Regions from separate parts of the Homo sapiens genome. Here regions 1 and 3 are each linked to region 2. The links are chromatin loops, found by intact Hi-C in ENCODE. Cell type or tissue: dorsolateral prefrontal cortex. All regions are shown on one strand. Region 1 overlaps COLGALT2 (collagen beta(1-O)galactosyltransferase 2). Region 2 overlaps COLGALT2 (collagen beta(1-O)galactosyltransferase 2). Region 3 overlaps COLGALT2 (collagen beta(1-O)galactosyltransferase 2).

Region 1 (5,000 bases), 91 kb after region 2:
CATCCCGTGTGAGTCTCCCTGAACTGCCTGCCTTCCCTTGGGCACAGCCTCTTCATGAATTATGCTCTCCATTTCTGGTAGTACTTGATATTTTCTAAAGTTGTACTGCTTTCCTAAATGATCTTCTCATAATTATGATTAAGAGAGCCTAACTCAGGTGATTTATCCCTTTGTACAGATGGGAAGGTGAGGCAGAGATGGTGAGTGTCCTGCCCAGAGATTCTTGTAATATCCAGTTTGTAGTTGAACTGAATGTAATGTGCTTGGTCCCCTCCTTGTCTTTGCTCTTCTTATTTCCATAACCTCATACACCTCAAGGTGAAGGCCATCTTCCTAAGCACCTCAAAATTTCCAGTTCCTTTGGCTCAGGTCATTGGGTACTGTTGGCTAAGCAGAGATACCCATTTTTGCATAGCTCACAATCTGGTCAGGAACCCAGACTCATGAACAAATCATCATGATATATTGTGATTCCTGCAATCGCAGGGGTGTGTAAGAGGTTCAGGGAGTGTGGACCTGATACCTGAGCATGATGTCCATGGAAGAAGGGCAGTGTGATGCTTGGGGCTCCCATAGCCCAGGAGCTTACCCTGACCTAGCGCTTATCAAAAGGTGTGGCAATTAATGATTTACCTGTCAATCTCCCCAATAAACTATAAACCCTTTGGGGCAGTAACAGTCTTATGCCTCTGTGTCCTTAGAGCCTAGTCCAAATGCTACACATAACAGCAGCTCCTAAATCATTAATGAATGATTCCTAAATTCATTGATGGAGCAGCATTCGTTCTAACCTTGGCCCCTTCTCTCAGTTGCTGGGTGATCTCGTCACTAGATGGTCTCATTTTAGCTGTTGAGATTTCCTGTGCTGCCACCAGTTCATTTTGTCTCTTGTCCTCAGTAAAAATGGAGTTGTGTGCCCTCTTGTATATAACATGTCAGAGACTGACTTTATCTCTGTGTCCTAGCAGAAACATGGAGGTCAAACCATTATCCCCTAAACAAAAGGGAAATTACTACATTCAGATGTCACCTCATGTACTCTGCACAGGAGCCCTGAGAGGGAGGCCAAGTCATCCGTCTCCTTTACACCTGTTGGAACCGGAGTGGTGAGCAGGGAGCTAGAGCACAAAGCCAAGCCTGCGTGCCTCTAAGCCTCCACGTGCCACATGCCCCATCACTGCTGTCCAGATGTGAGGTGTCTCATTTATTAATCCCAAAGCAGGGCATTTTTGGTGAAGTGATCGTATTTATTTATCATTATGGTCTAACAGGGCTTACTTTTTAACTTTTGGAGTCAGACCTGAAATTCATCTTTTAAACTAGTCTATTCAAATACGTCAGAAATGTCCTGATCTTTTTGCTTGGGAGCTTGTCTTTGGAAAGCTTTTAAAGAAATATTTGTGTTTGTAGGCTAAAGTTTTTCACAAATGACACAATTGAAATAATGAAATGAACTCATGAGGTAACCAGGAGGCCTCCTTCACTCTTTGTCCCTGTTCCGTAAGTCTCCTTTCCGCCCCCTCATGTGTCCGGCCACCTTCTTGTTTTCAGAGCCGAGTACAAGGAGTATTATGAATCCAGGGACCTGAAAGCCTTCTCTGCAGAACCCTTGCTCATCTACCCTACGCACTACACAGGCCAGCCGGGGTACCTGAGTGACACGGAGACCTCCACCATCTGGGACAATGAGACAGTGGCCACCGACTGGGATAGGACACATGCCTGGAAGTCCCGGAAGCAAAGCCGCATCTACAGCAATGCCAAGAACACAGAGGCCCTGCCACCGCCAACCTCCCTGGACACTGTGCCTTCAAGGGATGAGCTATGAAGGCTCCCTGGGAGTGTGGCCCACATCAGTTCAACATCCTCTGGTTTTTCTAAAGGGCTATTCATCTGTTTGCTCCAGTTTTCTGTTTTGTTTTGTTCTTAGTGGTCACAGTCATCTAACCAAAGTGATCTAGTGTGATAGATCGAAATTAACATATTTTTGACCATGGAAGGAAATAAGGAAATTCAACCCAAATTTCCCAAGACGGCTGAAAGACAGGTTTTTTGGAAACTGTTAAGATAAACTGTAATCCAGACACCTAATTCTTCAGTTCACTACTCATGTGATACTGATTCCCACATTAAGGTTGAACAACATGGCTCAGAGTCTTGTTCAAGAGAAAGTGATCACCGAGCTGTCACATCAGCAAATATGTAGTCAAGGCAGCCAGGCCAACTAGACCACACTTATTGGTCTAGTTTGTCCGTTTTATATGACATTGAAAACTTGTGTGTGCAACTTTTGGGGGACAGGAATCACTTAAAATCATATTTATTTGGCTTTTTATTTAAAGGATTCTGTCACAAGTCTTATTGAAAAGTAGATTTTTTAAAAAAAAAAAATCTTAGTCCCTGTTATCCAGTAGGGGTGGGTATTTGGGTCCGACTGAGACTTGGCCTGTGACCATCATGGCAGTTGGAGTTCTCATATAGAGGTGACCAGTTTGCCATGTGGATATAATTTAGTAGATATTTGACAGTTTGTGTAGGTATTTGAGGGAAAAAACTCAATGTTTGGCTTTTTTATTATGGCCACTCGAGTCAGGATGCTCTATTTATAAAGATAAATGTAATATATAAAGGGTGAGGACTGGCTGTGCATCCTGCCCTGTCCCGGGTTTGCGCGCTGCTACAGAGCTTCACGCTCTCCGCTCCACCCCTTAGCCTGGGAACCCACCGCAGGTGTGAGTTCTGTGAGTCACTGCTAAGAGACAGAGCACATTTTCAGGCCAGCAACTATCCTTGCCAGAGTTTTTTCATTATATTTTGAATTATTTATTTTACAAAATGGGCGAAGATATTGTCTTTAGGATAAGGCAGAGAAACAGATGTTGCAGACTTCCACGGCACCCGGGGGAGTGGTGGGTGTGGACACATTGGTTCGGCAATCTGATTCTCCTGAATTTCCCAGCCAGGCTCTTGTGGGGAGGCCTGTGGATGGGGGGATTTGAACTATTTGGAAACAAATGATTCTCTATCTCAGGTGAGAAACCTGGTCAGAAACAAAGGGCTGGTCACCTGATTTAGGCCAGCAACCAGGGAAGCTCTTAGAATCCCAGGCGGACACCCTTTCTCAAAAGATATCCCCTAAGAGTCCTTTCTGCTTTCTTCACAGATTGATTTTATGTAAAATGCAGAGTTGGACTACACGATTTCTTCCCACTCCACAATCTGTCATCCTAGTATAGATCATGGTGGTTTCCCTCAAGTTTATGTTCTCATGCCCTCAATCTGTAAATTTTTGTCTCCAGAAAAACCCTCCCAGGCATCCCATACCAGCACCGTTCCTCATCACTGTCCATGCACCATGCAGCCATATGGGGGGCCGTGCACACCCCAAACCCTGAGCTTCACACTTAAACTCATGGGGAGGGCCCTTCAGAGCAGAGTCCACAGGCGGGTGGTGCTACATACACAAGCTTAGTGTACGAGTGTAAGATACACTTTAAGCCAGACACCTAATTCTTCAGTTCACTGCCCATGTGATACTGATTGCCACATTAAGGTTGAACAGCATGGCTCAGAGTCTAGAGAAAGTGATCACCAAGCTGTCTCATCACCAAATAGGTAGTCAAGGCAGCCTCATCTCCCCAGGTGAGGGGCGGGTCCCCACTTTAGGACAAGAGGCAGCTTGCCTTCCACCAGACGCCAGCCTCGGCCTTCCTTCCCGACTCACTGTGGGTACCCTTCTACACTGACCAGCAAGCTAGGCCGCTGGAGGAAAGGGAACTCACCCAACTCTAAATTGTGCCGCTTAGACTTAGCTGTCAGTGTGACTTCCTTTCCCACCCACCCCCAGAAAAACAGAAAGAGCATCTGGGGAGCGAGTGAAAATTCCTTAGGTGATTCCTAAGATTTCCTTGGGTATCTGGTTTTTGTTTTCATATTTGAGTGTGTGCATGTGTGCATGACTTTAATGACTTTTTTAATGGGGTGGGAGGTGGCTGGGGTGCTGGGGTTGAAGGAAGTTTGGGTTGATTTTTGTGGTGTTTTGTTTAATAGAGAATTTTTTTTTTCCTGTTCCCCTGTCAGCTGGTCTGACAGATTTAAGAACTCTCATTCTTAAAAGACTTTGGACTTAAATTCTAGCATTTTAGACTAGGACTGTTCTACTGTGAAGAAAGTTCTGTCTCCTTTAGCCCGGTTTGTTTCTCCCTGCTCAGGTCTAGAATCCCAAGCAGTGTTCTTTTCTGGTGAACACTGTGAGCCGCAGATGTGACTTTTTTTTTAAAGTCATCTCTTCAGCAATCCAGAGGTTCCTTGACCTCATTATTTGTCCTATCTCTCCCTTATAGTCCTAAGCCAAGACATTTGACCTTTGACATTTGACCTTTGCAGTGTCATGTGAGGGCGTCAGTATAGAGGCCTTTGCATCTGGGCCTGGCACCCGCTCTCTGCCTCTGGAGGCTAAACCCTGTCTGGATTTCTCTTGGGATCTAACGTGGGATCTTCTGGACAGACAACCGTGACATCAGCAGTGCTGGTGCTGCTGTGTGTGGACTGAACACCTGCACTTTGCAGAGGACACGCTGCATGGGCCCCGCTTGCGGTTCATTCAGGCCTGCTGCAGGAGCTCTGAGAACAAGAAAGAGTGGACACCCGTTCCCCTGCATCATCTGTCTTGCGTGCTATTTCAGAGTGGGGAAGTGATAAACTATTTGCCTTCTGGAGCTCTTTGTGAAAAATTAAAAAAAAACTTAGCTCAAAGATATGATTGTCAATTGCTTCCGCAGGCACTGATCAATGGCCAACGCTGCAGAGATTACCAGGTCTGCCCTTGACCAAGGATGTCAGAGTCAGGGGGAACCATCACTGCTGTGTGATCCCCATGGCAAATGAGGGGAGGGTGGTTGCTGCCCTTACTGTGCAGTGAGGGTTGTTTTAAACTGATGGGTACTGTTATGTAAGCTGAAAAGGATTCCAAGGTACAGAAAGATGGAAGAGAGCCCCCA
Region 2 (5,000 bases):
TTGCAGCAAGCCGAGATTGAGCCACTGTGCTTCTTCCTGGGCAACACAGCGAGACCCTGTCTCAAAAGAAAAGAAAAAGGAAAAGGTAAGGGAAGGGAAAAATAAAGAACTAAGGAAGGAAGGAAGGAAGGAAGGAAGGAAGGAAGGAAGGAAGGAAGGATACATTCATGGAGGCACTGTTCTAGACACTTTGGTATCAAAACTGATTTACTCCAGACAACAACCCTAGGTGGGAGATGCCATTACATTCTACTCTATCACTTTACACAGAAGGAAACCGAGGCACAGAGAATATAAATAACTTGCCTGAGGTCACTAGGCTAATGCATGGTGGAGCCAGGATGTGACCCAGGCAGCTAATGTTGCAGACCGAGTACAGATGGTCTGCTTAAGATTGTGAAAAGACCAATTAGTTCTAGTTTTTGCTTCTGTCGGTTGACCCAACTTGGGAAGATAAGAACGCTAGTGTTTCTTTCAAATAAGAATTGTCATTTCCACTTGAATGATGCAAGGGTCTTAGTGGTTCTCTTCCGCTGTCTTGATAATTTCATCACTTAGTTCAGGCACTTTTTAGTGAACTCTAATCTGTTTTGGTATATTTCATAGGGACAGATTATGACTAAAATGTGGGTTGTACATAAATATGCAGGTCACTTGCTGTGATCATAGCTACATAACAGTAGAAAGAAATTTCTCAAGTATTATTAGTGGCAAATGATTAAGGTGGCACTAATCATACACGTATTGGCTACATTTTCAGTTCATATTGGTAAAATAGAGATTCCATTTTTCAGGCTTTTTAATCAGTAGTCTTAGATTTGGTTGTCCCCTAAATTCAGCTTCATTCCAAATGATTGAAGAAATTATCAATCCTCCCTGCAACCTCCAATTTCAAAATATGATTGGAGCTCAGAATATTTCCTCTGGGTAAAAACTGAAGTGACTAATAAATGACACCAATCCTGTTGTTCCAGTTATGACAGCTTAACTACAGAATTAGTAAGAATGCCTAAGTTGCCCTGGTTTTATTATATTGAGTTCCATGATGAGGCATCTAAAGCACAGGGCAGTTAAGAGATTCCCATGGTGATTATGGAATGAGATAACTGATTTCTAGATTTTTAATCCTGTGTAGCTGTTTTAATGCTGATTATTTTATAATGAATATCCTTCTTGGTTTAAAGGAGCATGGGGAGTATTTTAAGCAGAGTTTGGTTTTCTCAGATCTGTTTTTAGCTCCTTTATCCAAGTGATTAGGCCAGGGAGTTTCTTTGTGACTCCAAATACATAAGCATGTGCTTCTTAGGTTCCTTTTGCTTGTCTGTTTCTGGTGGTCATAGGAATGAACAATGAATGCCTTGTAACTGAGAAGGCTGCTGGTTGTCTCTTGGTTCTTTTTCCAACACTTAAACGTGCACTTGGGTCATATTGCTGTGTGGCACCGTCTCCAAGTCTATGGCACAGTATAGTAGGACCATTATAAGGCTTATATAGGACTATAGTAGGACAATAATAAGGCTTGTTTCTGCATATTTCTTGACATAGCATAACAACATACAGTAAAGTCTGAAAGAAAATCATTAGCCTATGGTATGGCCACTACACCTATTCCCCAGTTACCATATCATGAAGAACTTTTACCATATGTGTTTAAATTATAGCTATTATTCATCAGGAATTACAAAACGTATGTATTCTATGTTTTGACATTTTTATTTCAAAAGAGTGACTTGTTCATTTAATTGCATTTAATTGATATGTTGTTAGCATATCAAAAATTGTTAGTTTTTAAAAATTTGAATCCCTTAGGGTCTTTATGGATTTTTAATAGTACTTCAGTTATTTTAAGAATTTGCTCTTCTGACTTTTTTAAATGGGAAAGTAATAAAAAAAGTATGATTGGGAATATCACAAAAAGTAAATCTCCCATCTACTCTATACCACCTGCCAGTGACCAATATTAACACTTTCTTTCATATTTTTCTAGAAACTTTCTATACATATACATATATCCTTTTCATTTTAACCCAAATATGAGTGTTTTACATATCCAGTTCTGGATAAGTGTGATATTTTAAAATCCATCTCTCTATCCCATGTTCTTTAAACACTGCCAGCCTATCTACAGCCATGCCCTGGGTGGCACAATAAAAGCCAGCTTCATATAACACCTGTTCCAGGCAGGTACTCTGAAGGCCTCTCTGATAACACCCGTCCTGCTCTCTTGTCCTTGTCTCTCTGGCCTCTAGAAGGTCTGGCCCTAATAAAAAAAACTTTTTGATGAGGTGTAATATTTATCCAAAAGTTCATATATCATAAATGTATAACTTGGTAACTTTTCACAGACAAAACATGCCATGTAACCAGCACCTGACCTTGCCAGGCCTGGATTCATACACAGCAACTATTGTTGGAGCTGAGTAGCTGCTGTCCCCTGGATTTTGTCCAGGCAGCCCAGTCCCCATCAGACCCACACTGTGTGCACTTGCAGTTAGTCCCCGCTGTCTTTCTTTGACTTGACTTGCCTGACCCATGTTGACATTTGGGTGGTGAGCTTTGCTCCCACCTCAGGCTGCTGAAGGAACCCTAGGACCCAAGCAGTAACTACTTTGGGGAACCAGCAGGCTTGGCAAGCTGCCAGCGAGTGACCTAGTGGTAAAAGGATCAGGATTGTATTACTTTTCCCTTAGCTCTCTACTCCTCTGGTAGGAAAGCTGTGCATTAATGTTCATAAAAATAAAAATCTCATTATAGGTAATAATTGAAAAGTCAGGTAGAATATAAATAGAGTGGCTGTAATTAATTTGCTGGAACTTTCTGTAGTTCAGATCCGTGAAAATGCAGCATTTGTGGTAGGTGGCATTAGCCAAGTCTCTTGCATGAATTAAACCTCAGATTTGGCTGCAGGGCGTTTCTTTTCCTCTCTAGGAGCACCATACAGAAATCCTTTCAGAGTTAGACTTTGAATAATAGCTCCATGACATCTTGCTAGGGCTGACTTTGTAACGTGTTTCACTTAATTGAAGCAACAATTATTATTTTAGTTGTTTGTCAAATTCAGCAAGCTAAGGCCTGTCCCCTGACTTGTTGGTTTAACTGATAAGATTTTGTTCCTCTGCAAACATAATGCAAAATAATCTCCTTCCCTCCAGTGTTTTCTGATTAATGTTTGAAGACATCTTAGAAGATATGTCTTTCAGAAACACAAATAATAACATAAATAATGATCTTAGAATAGTGATCTTGGGCTGTATACCCCCAAGAGTATGGTAGAAGATGAGTCTGGGACAAGCTGCTGAGCTGAAGCATTTTCATGAGTACCTGATTTCATTCACACATTGGCTTTATTGGAATAGTTCATTACCTTCCAGGTTGAATCACTTCAAGACCTATTGAGGGATACATCAGGCTGCAGAGAGGAGGTTCCTTACATAGAGCTTTCCCCATTTGGACTGCCAAGCCCAAAGTGCATACAATTGCTGCCAAGAGGGAAGTAGGACTGTTTCTTTCCAGTCCCTTTTCTTTCTGAGAGTGATTGTATATGTTTTGGAGATGGGGAGGGCAGTGGTGAAGGCAAGTATCTCATTCTCACAAGAGAGAGACATAACTCTAAGACAGGAGAGTCTGTGGAGGTACATTGATTGGTGTTCTCCCTGAAAGCCATATTAAGTGAGAAACTGCTGCATTTTAGAGTCTTGGGAAAGGTAGAATTTTCTAGAGACTAACAGTAGAACTTAAATTCTTGGGATAGTTGTGAAAAGTGTGGTTGTAGACATTTGGGGCCATAGCATTCCCGACACGGAGTCCCTTGCTGGACTAATAGACTGTTTTTTAGTTTCTTGGTTGCCAGCCAGCCCCATAATCCTGTCTCAGCACCACACACCACAATGATTATGGTTTACACCCGCCAAGATAGTGGAAAGTTGCTGCCAAGTGGAATCAGGATTTTTCATGTCATCACTGCACCATTGAACAGTAAGCTTATATGCAGCTTCCACGCCACTGCTTTCCTTGTGCTAGAAACAGGTTGGGCGGGAGAGTATTCAGACAGTCAGACCATCTCTTGTGTTGCAAATGGATTTTGTGGAATTGGCATGTAAGGCTTGAAACAGCCAGCATACGAAAATATTTTAGAAAAGTACAAGCCTCTTCTCTGCCTTTCCTCAATCTTGTTAGATTTTAATAAAATTTATTGGGTACGTTGGTTTCCATTGTAAGCTTTTTATTTAGCAAGACAAACTATGGATTTCTAAAACAATGGATTTTTAAAATGTTACATCCTTTTATTTATTCCACCATCACTGATTGTCTATGTGGATAAATCCAGGTAATCATGTTGAAATTAGTAATTGAGGTGGCCTAAAAGTGACTTGTCCCCATTGGTCTAGTTCATTGTCCATGAGTGGACATGGTCCTTACCATTGTTCTGCCAACCCTTTAGTGTAAGGCTGCTGGATTCAACTAGTGTTTCCCAAATACAGGTTCAGAGGCCAGTTGCATCACAATACCTGGAGCATTTGTTAGATACATGGATTTCTGGGGCCCATTTCAGTCACATTCATCAGATGGTCCACAGCGGGGTCCTAGGAATTGGTGTGTTAAGCATGTACATAAGTGATTTGGATGCACTTCTTCTTGGTTTGGGAACTGCAGAAGATGAGCTCCTAGAAGGCTATGTATGCACTTAAAGTACAGATCATGGGATTTTCAGAGTTTGGAAAGTTGGCATACTCTGGAATATTCTAAACTTCAGATTCCAGATGCTTAAGCCATCAAAAAGACCAAGGGGTTTTCTTATTAAGAGAAGTAGTAATGTACAGGATTACATAGGAGAAACCCAGCCAGGCATGCATCATTTGTGTTTTTTTGTTATTATTATTAAGTCAAGCACATATGTTCCATCTCCATCTAATAGTGACTATTTTTTTAAAAAGATTTTTTAAAAGACAATGCCCCAAATGTTTTACCCACTGTATGAAGCTCCTTGCACTGGGGCTCAG
Region 3 (5,000 bases), 46 kb after region 2:
GTTTCCACCCAGAAAAAGGATTCCAGATCTTTAGACAGAATTCTACCCAGTAACCAAGAAAGAAGAATCAATTGGCATATTTTGCTGAGTGGCTGAGCATGTCTCTGCCTTTGGCACGTCTGCTGCTGGGGAGGCTTTCCTTGAGACTGGACACAGAGGTGGCGGGACTCGATGATATGACCTTTCTTGAAAATGAATTACAGTAGTTGCTTTCATTAGTGGAATTTTATTTTTAGGTGGAGCTGTTTATTTTCTACACCAGTGAGTCTTCTTTGCTCAATGAAAACAAGAAGCATCTGAGAGGGTAGTTCAGTGTTTGAAGTCTCGAATTGGAAAATTTACCTTTGCCAACTCACTAGTCATGGTGAGGATTGTCCAGGTGGTGACTAAGTTTGTTGTTCATTCCACTGCCATTCCCTTGAGCCTCTGGGGAATGTATTTTGCAGGTTCTCAGGCAGCAAGATCAATAGATCAGTCGTTGTCCAGTGTTGCCATCCTGCTACTCCACCAATCGCAGACCTCTTCTATAGTGACAGAGGTCTTAGACTTTCTCGGGTGTGGCAGGGAAGCTGAGGACATTCCCTGAGTCTCAGTACAGATGGAAGTGATCAGAAGTACCGTGTCCTGGCCGGGTGCGGTGGCTCATGCCTGTAATCCCAGCACTTTGGGAGGTTGAGGCGGGTGGATCACCTGAGGATCAGGAGTTCGAAACCAGCCTGACAAACATGGTGAAACCCCATCTCTACTAAAAATACAAAATTAGCTGGGCATGGTGGCGCATGCCTGTAATCCCAGCTACTTAGAAGGCTAAGGCAGGGCAATCACTTGAACCCGGGAGGTGGAGGTTGCAGTGAGCTGAGATTGTGCCATTGCACTCCAGCCTGGGCAACAAGAGTGAAACTCCATCTCAAAAATAAAATAAAATAAAGGAGTACTGTGTCCTCAGTTTCCGTGTCCCACCTGCTGAGAGATCCAGTCTTCATCTTTAATATGATTCCAGTGGCCCCATGCTTACCAATATGAGTTTAGCCCTAACAACCTCAGTAGGACTTGTCAAAATAAATGAGTCAGTTCTAATTATTTCTAGTTGGCTCTGAGTCTTAAGAGGCAAGACTTAGAAATGAAAACTAACTTCTGGAACAAGGAGAAATGTCAATGTTTTTAGACATTGCCAGATAAATCTCAATTTTTTTTTCCACAGCCAAGCAGTAAAGCGTCTCATCCTGCAGACATGTTGACTTCTTGGTCTGCTCTTTGTGCTCCCTTCCATGTAGCGGTGACAGTGCACCTGTTGACCTGGGAGCATCATCAGCCAAGGGGATCCCTACATGTGCTGTGATCACATCTCCAATACGTGTTTCCCTTAGTCCTAATTCAATTTTGAATCTGAGACTCATGGGCTTTTGCTAACTTGCACAGCTGGAGAAGAGGAAGAAGGGGAAATAGGAACCAAAAGCAGAATCAGAGGGAAAGCAGATGGGCAGCATTAGGGTAAGAGGTGGCCAGTGTGGATGTGGCACCTGTTTCTACCAGCACTCCCTTTTCAGGTACTAGCTCCAAAGAAAGCAGGCCAGGACTCATGGACAGAGAGGTGGCCAACCATGAGCACTGAAGCTGTCTCAGGGCCACAGCTCCCCTAAAAGTGGAAGGGAGAGACCTTGGTGGCTGGCGGGTACCAGGGCTCCTTAGAGGTAAAGGAAAGTTATTGTCCCAACATGACCTTCAAAGAAAATTAAAAACAGCTCAAGAGCTGAGCTCTCCTTGCTGTCTTTTTGTCGTTGTTGTTTTTCTTTTGAGACAGAATCTCACTCTCTCACCCAGGCTGGAGTGCAGTGGCACGATCTCAGCTCACTGCAGTCTCCGCCTCCCGGGTACAAGCAATTTTCCTGCCTCAGCTTCCCAAGTAGCTGGGACTACAGGCACACACCACCACGCCTGGTTAATTTTTGTATTTTTAGTAGAGACGGGGTTTCACCATGTTGGCTGGGCTGGCCTTGAACTCCTGACCTCAGGTGATCCGCCTCACCCTCCCAAAGTGCTGGGATTACAGGCGTGAGCCACTGTGTCCAGCCTTTCCTTGGTGTCTTATCCTGAGTCAGAGATCTGGGGAAGAGAGAGTGAGTGGAGGTGTTGATTTAGGTGTGAATCCACTCTAGTTGGAGAATTGAGGCAAAGACTGAGCCGTATGAGCCTCCCGGAAACATGGTCACCCAGCCAGCCCATATTTGTGTTTTCACAATCTGTGGTTTTCCAGTTTGATTACTGACTGTCAATTACTTGCAGATCACCTCTCCAGATGTCCAGCTGTCCTTGCACATCATTTGTTTTCTTCAAGGAATCCATTAGTGATGTCTGCGATTTTTCTGGGTGCCTTTTCTGGTCTGGTTGGGAGGAGGGTAACAGATTCGAGGCAGTACTCATTTTCCAAGGAGCCTTCAGACTGAGAGAGGGGCCACTGTGCCTCAGCTCCTCCTGAGGGGCCTCACACATTCTGGGTTCTCAGCTTCCTAGCTTCATGGAAAAATCCACCTCAGCCGCAGAGGTTTTTGTGTCTAGATGCTTGTGGAGTGCTGCAGCAGGACAAGCACTGCGCTGTTGCTGCCTTGTGCTACAGGGCTCTGAAAATAGAACCGTTAGCACCAGCCTCGGGTTTCCTCCAGAAAGCTTGCATATGGGCCTTTGGTATCTCTCTCTGTCCAACCCTCTGAATAGCCCAGGGCCTGTGTTGCTTTCATTATTATGCATTCAAATGGAAATATACTTTTGTCAGAGCGATTACAAGGCAGTAGTTAGAAGTGTCTGCCTGGATTTCTGTGTTTTTGCCTTTTTTGACATTGGGGAGGAGGAGCAGGGAAACTTAGTCTTAAGCGGGGACCACCAGGCTTCCTCGGTGGGCTGGTGTGGCCCTCACTGCTCTTCCTCCTCTTCCTCCTCTGGGAATGAGTGTAGGAGAGATTGGCCCTGCACTTCAAAGACCAGGATTCATGCACCTCTCTCCAACCACAACTGGAGGACGTGTTCATTTCCTCAGAAGCCTGAGAACAAACAGAATCTTAATTCAGGGAAGTAACACTACAGACAGTTTTTTAACTCAATAAAGAGAATATTTGAAATCTGTGCATCTGTTTTTAATTAGACATCTGTACCTCTGCATACTCCAGGCAGCTAATTTCTAAGGATGTTCATCAGGAGTGGATGCTTAGGCAGGTTTTGGAGTTGTTTAATCTGTACACCAGGAAAACACATTTCGTACGATAAGACCAACTTTGTCAAAAGGATTAGGAAATGCATTGATGTAGAGAAGGCAAAGAGAATTTAAGAAGTCCTGTGTAATGAAGAAACAACAACCAAGGAAAGAAGTAGATGCTGTATAAATTACCTAGACTATTTTTTTTAAGAGATGGGGTCTCACTATGTTGCCCAGGCTGGAGTGCAGTGACTATTCACAGGCATAGTTGTACTCACTGCAGCCTGGAACTCCTGGGCTCAAGTGATCCTCCTGCCTCAGTCTGTCAGGTAGCTAGGACTAAGGGTGTGTGCCACTGCACCTGGCAAATTCTCTTATGCCGTTTATAAATAATTTAAGAATAATGTAGAAATCTCATAGCTTTTGGCTAACACTGTGATAAGGAATTTTTGTTTTGCTTAGTTTTAACTTACTCCTCTTCATAATGTTTTAAGTGAAGAATAAGGTGCTTTATGGTAAATTCTGAGTTTCAGGAATTGCTCTCTGCATGCTTCCTATCACGAGACCAGTGGTTAGACTCTCATTGCGCTCTTCATGGCGTACCCTGGACGTTGGTAGCTTGTGGCCATGAGTCACAAAGGATGTGACTTTTGCTGACGTTGCACTTTTTGGCACAATCACAAACTCAGTGGAGCCTGTGGCCTTCTTCCACGTTGCTTTCTGGACCACTTTCCCACCTCTGTGAGTTGCTAAGGGCTCCTCCTACCCCATCTTGGTCCTAACATGCTCACCTGGTATCCCTCAAAACTGTCAGATTCACACATCACCTCTCTCCCTCTCCAGGCCATGGAATGTCCAGGTGGGCCTGTGGGTCGTTCTCCCTCCTAGACCTTGCCGAGAAGAGAAGAGTTGGTTCTCATCTAATTTCAAGAAGACACTTGAAAGTAGATCAAGTTGGCCATTGGTGTCATCTGTAGTTATTGGATAATGTTTTTAAGTAGGCTAGTTTTAATTTAAGTATCTATTTTACAAGATAATATTTTCAAATATTACTTACATACCTCTATGTCCCATTTTTCTACACCCTATGGCTTAAGTTACATAGTTTTAAGTTTCTTGGTATTTTACAGAAATGTATTCCCTATCTAAATAGAGTTCCACTGTGCTTTGCTTAACAATGTATTTTTCTCTCTTGAACATTCCTGAACATTCCCTCTCTTAAAGATTATTATTTTAGGAGATAAAAAAAATTTTTTGAATATATTTAGTGGCAATTTAAAACCAATTAAAAACTATAATGTTTCATGTTTAATGAAAAGGAGTTTTTTGTGTTTTATTTATTTATTATATTTATTGAGAGAGCATCTCGCTCTATCACCCAGGCTGCAGTGCAGTGGCCCGATCTCGGCTGACTGCAATCTCCACCTTGCAGGTTCAAGCGATTCTCCTGCCTCAGCCTCCCAAGTAGCTGGGACTAACAGGCACGTGCCACCATACCCAGCTAATGTTTTTTTTTTTTTTTAGTAGGGACGGGTTTCACCATGTAGATCAGGCTGGTCTCAAACTCCTGACCTCAAATGATCTGCTCACCTTGGCCTCCCAAAGTGCTGCAATTGCGGGCATGAGCCACCGCACTTGGCCTTTATTTATATTTACTTTCAATTTATTTTAAATCATCCTACAAATAGCAGTGAAAGTAATGATGCAATAGAAGCTAAATTATTTCATGTGTACCTCTGATCATTTTTCAAAACTGTATTATATCATATATATTTTTGATGAAACTTTATTTATTTTTAAATTTCAACTTTCA

Evidence for each region. A loop is a pair of places that touch in the nucleus more often than their neighbours do. Peaks named below come from ENCODE experiments on the same cell type or tissue, not always from the same donor. Only the 100,000 strongest peaks of a DNase experiment are listed, where the experiment ranks them.
Region 1: a loop joins it to region 2, with 2.6 times the contacts of the local background. A loop is called at or near these places in 27 of 110 quality-filtered maps.
Region 3: it touches region 2 in a loop (2.3-fold over the local background); 16 of 110 quality-filtered maps call a loop at or near these places.

What each region holds. Positions count from the first base shown.
Region 1 is chr1:183,935,589-183,940,588 of GRCh38, reverse strand. It overlaps COLGALT2 (collagen beta(1-O)galactosyltransferase 2), which reads left to right. Exons shown (of 12, transcript NM_015101.4): 11 at 1-8; 12 at 1,552-4,755. The coding sequence ends at 1,828. Among named protein-coding and RNA genes, the nearest start is that of COLGALT2, 100 kb to the left of the region's middle. In dorsolateral prefrontal cortex, no CTCF peak of the experiment used is centred here; no DNase peak of the experiment used is centred here; H3K27ac peaks cover 4,707 bases.
Region 2 is chr1:184,026,978-184,031,977 of GRCh38, reverse strand. All of the region lies in intron 1 of COLGALT2 (collagen beta(1-O)galactosyltransferase 2), which reads left to right. Among named protein-coding and RNA genes, the nearest start is that of COLGALT2, 8.2 kb to the left of the region's middle. RefSeq lists a silencer at 269-563. In dorsolateral prefrontal cortex, no CTCF peak of the experiment used is centred here; a DNase peak (open chromatin) is centred at 2,417; H3K27ac peaks cover 5,000 bases.
Region 3 is chr1:183,981,199-183,986,198 of GRCh38, reverse strand. All of the region lies in intron 1 of COLGALT2 (collagen beta(1-O)galactosyltransferase 2), which reads left to right. Among named protein-coding and RNA genes, the nearest start is that of COLGALT2, 54 kb to the left of the region's middle. In dorsolateral prefrontal cortex, no CTCF peak of the experiment used is centred here; a DNase peak (open chromatin) is centred at 2,598; H3K4me3 peaks cover 1,166 bases; H3K27ac peaks cover 5,000 bases.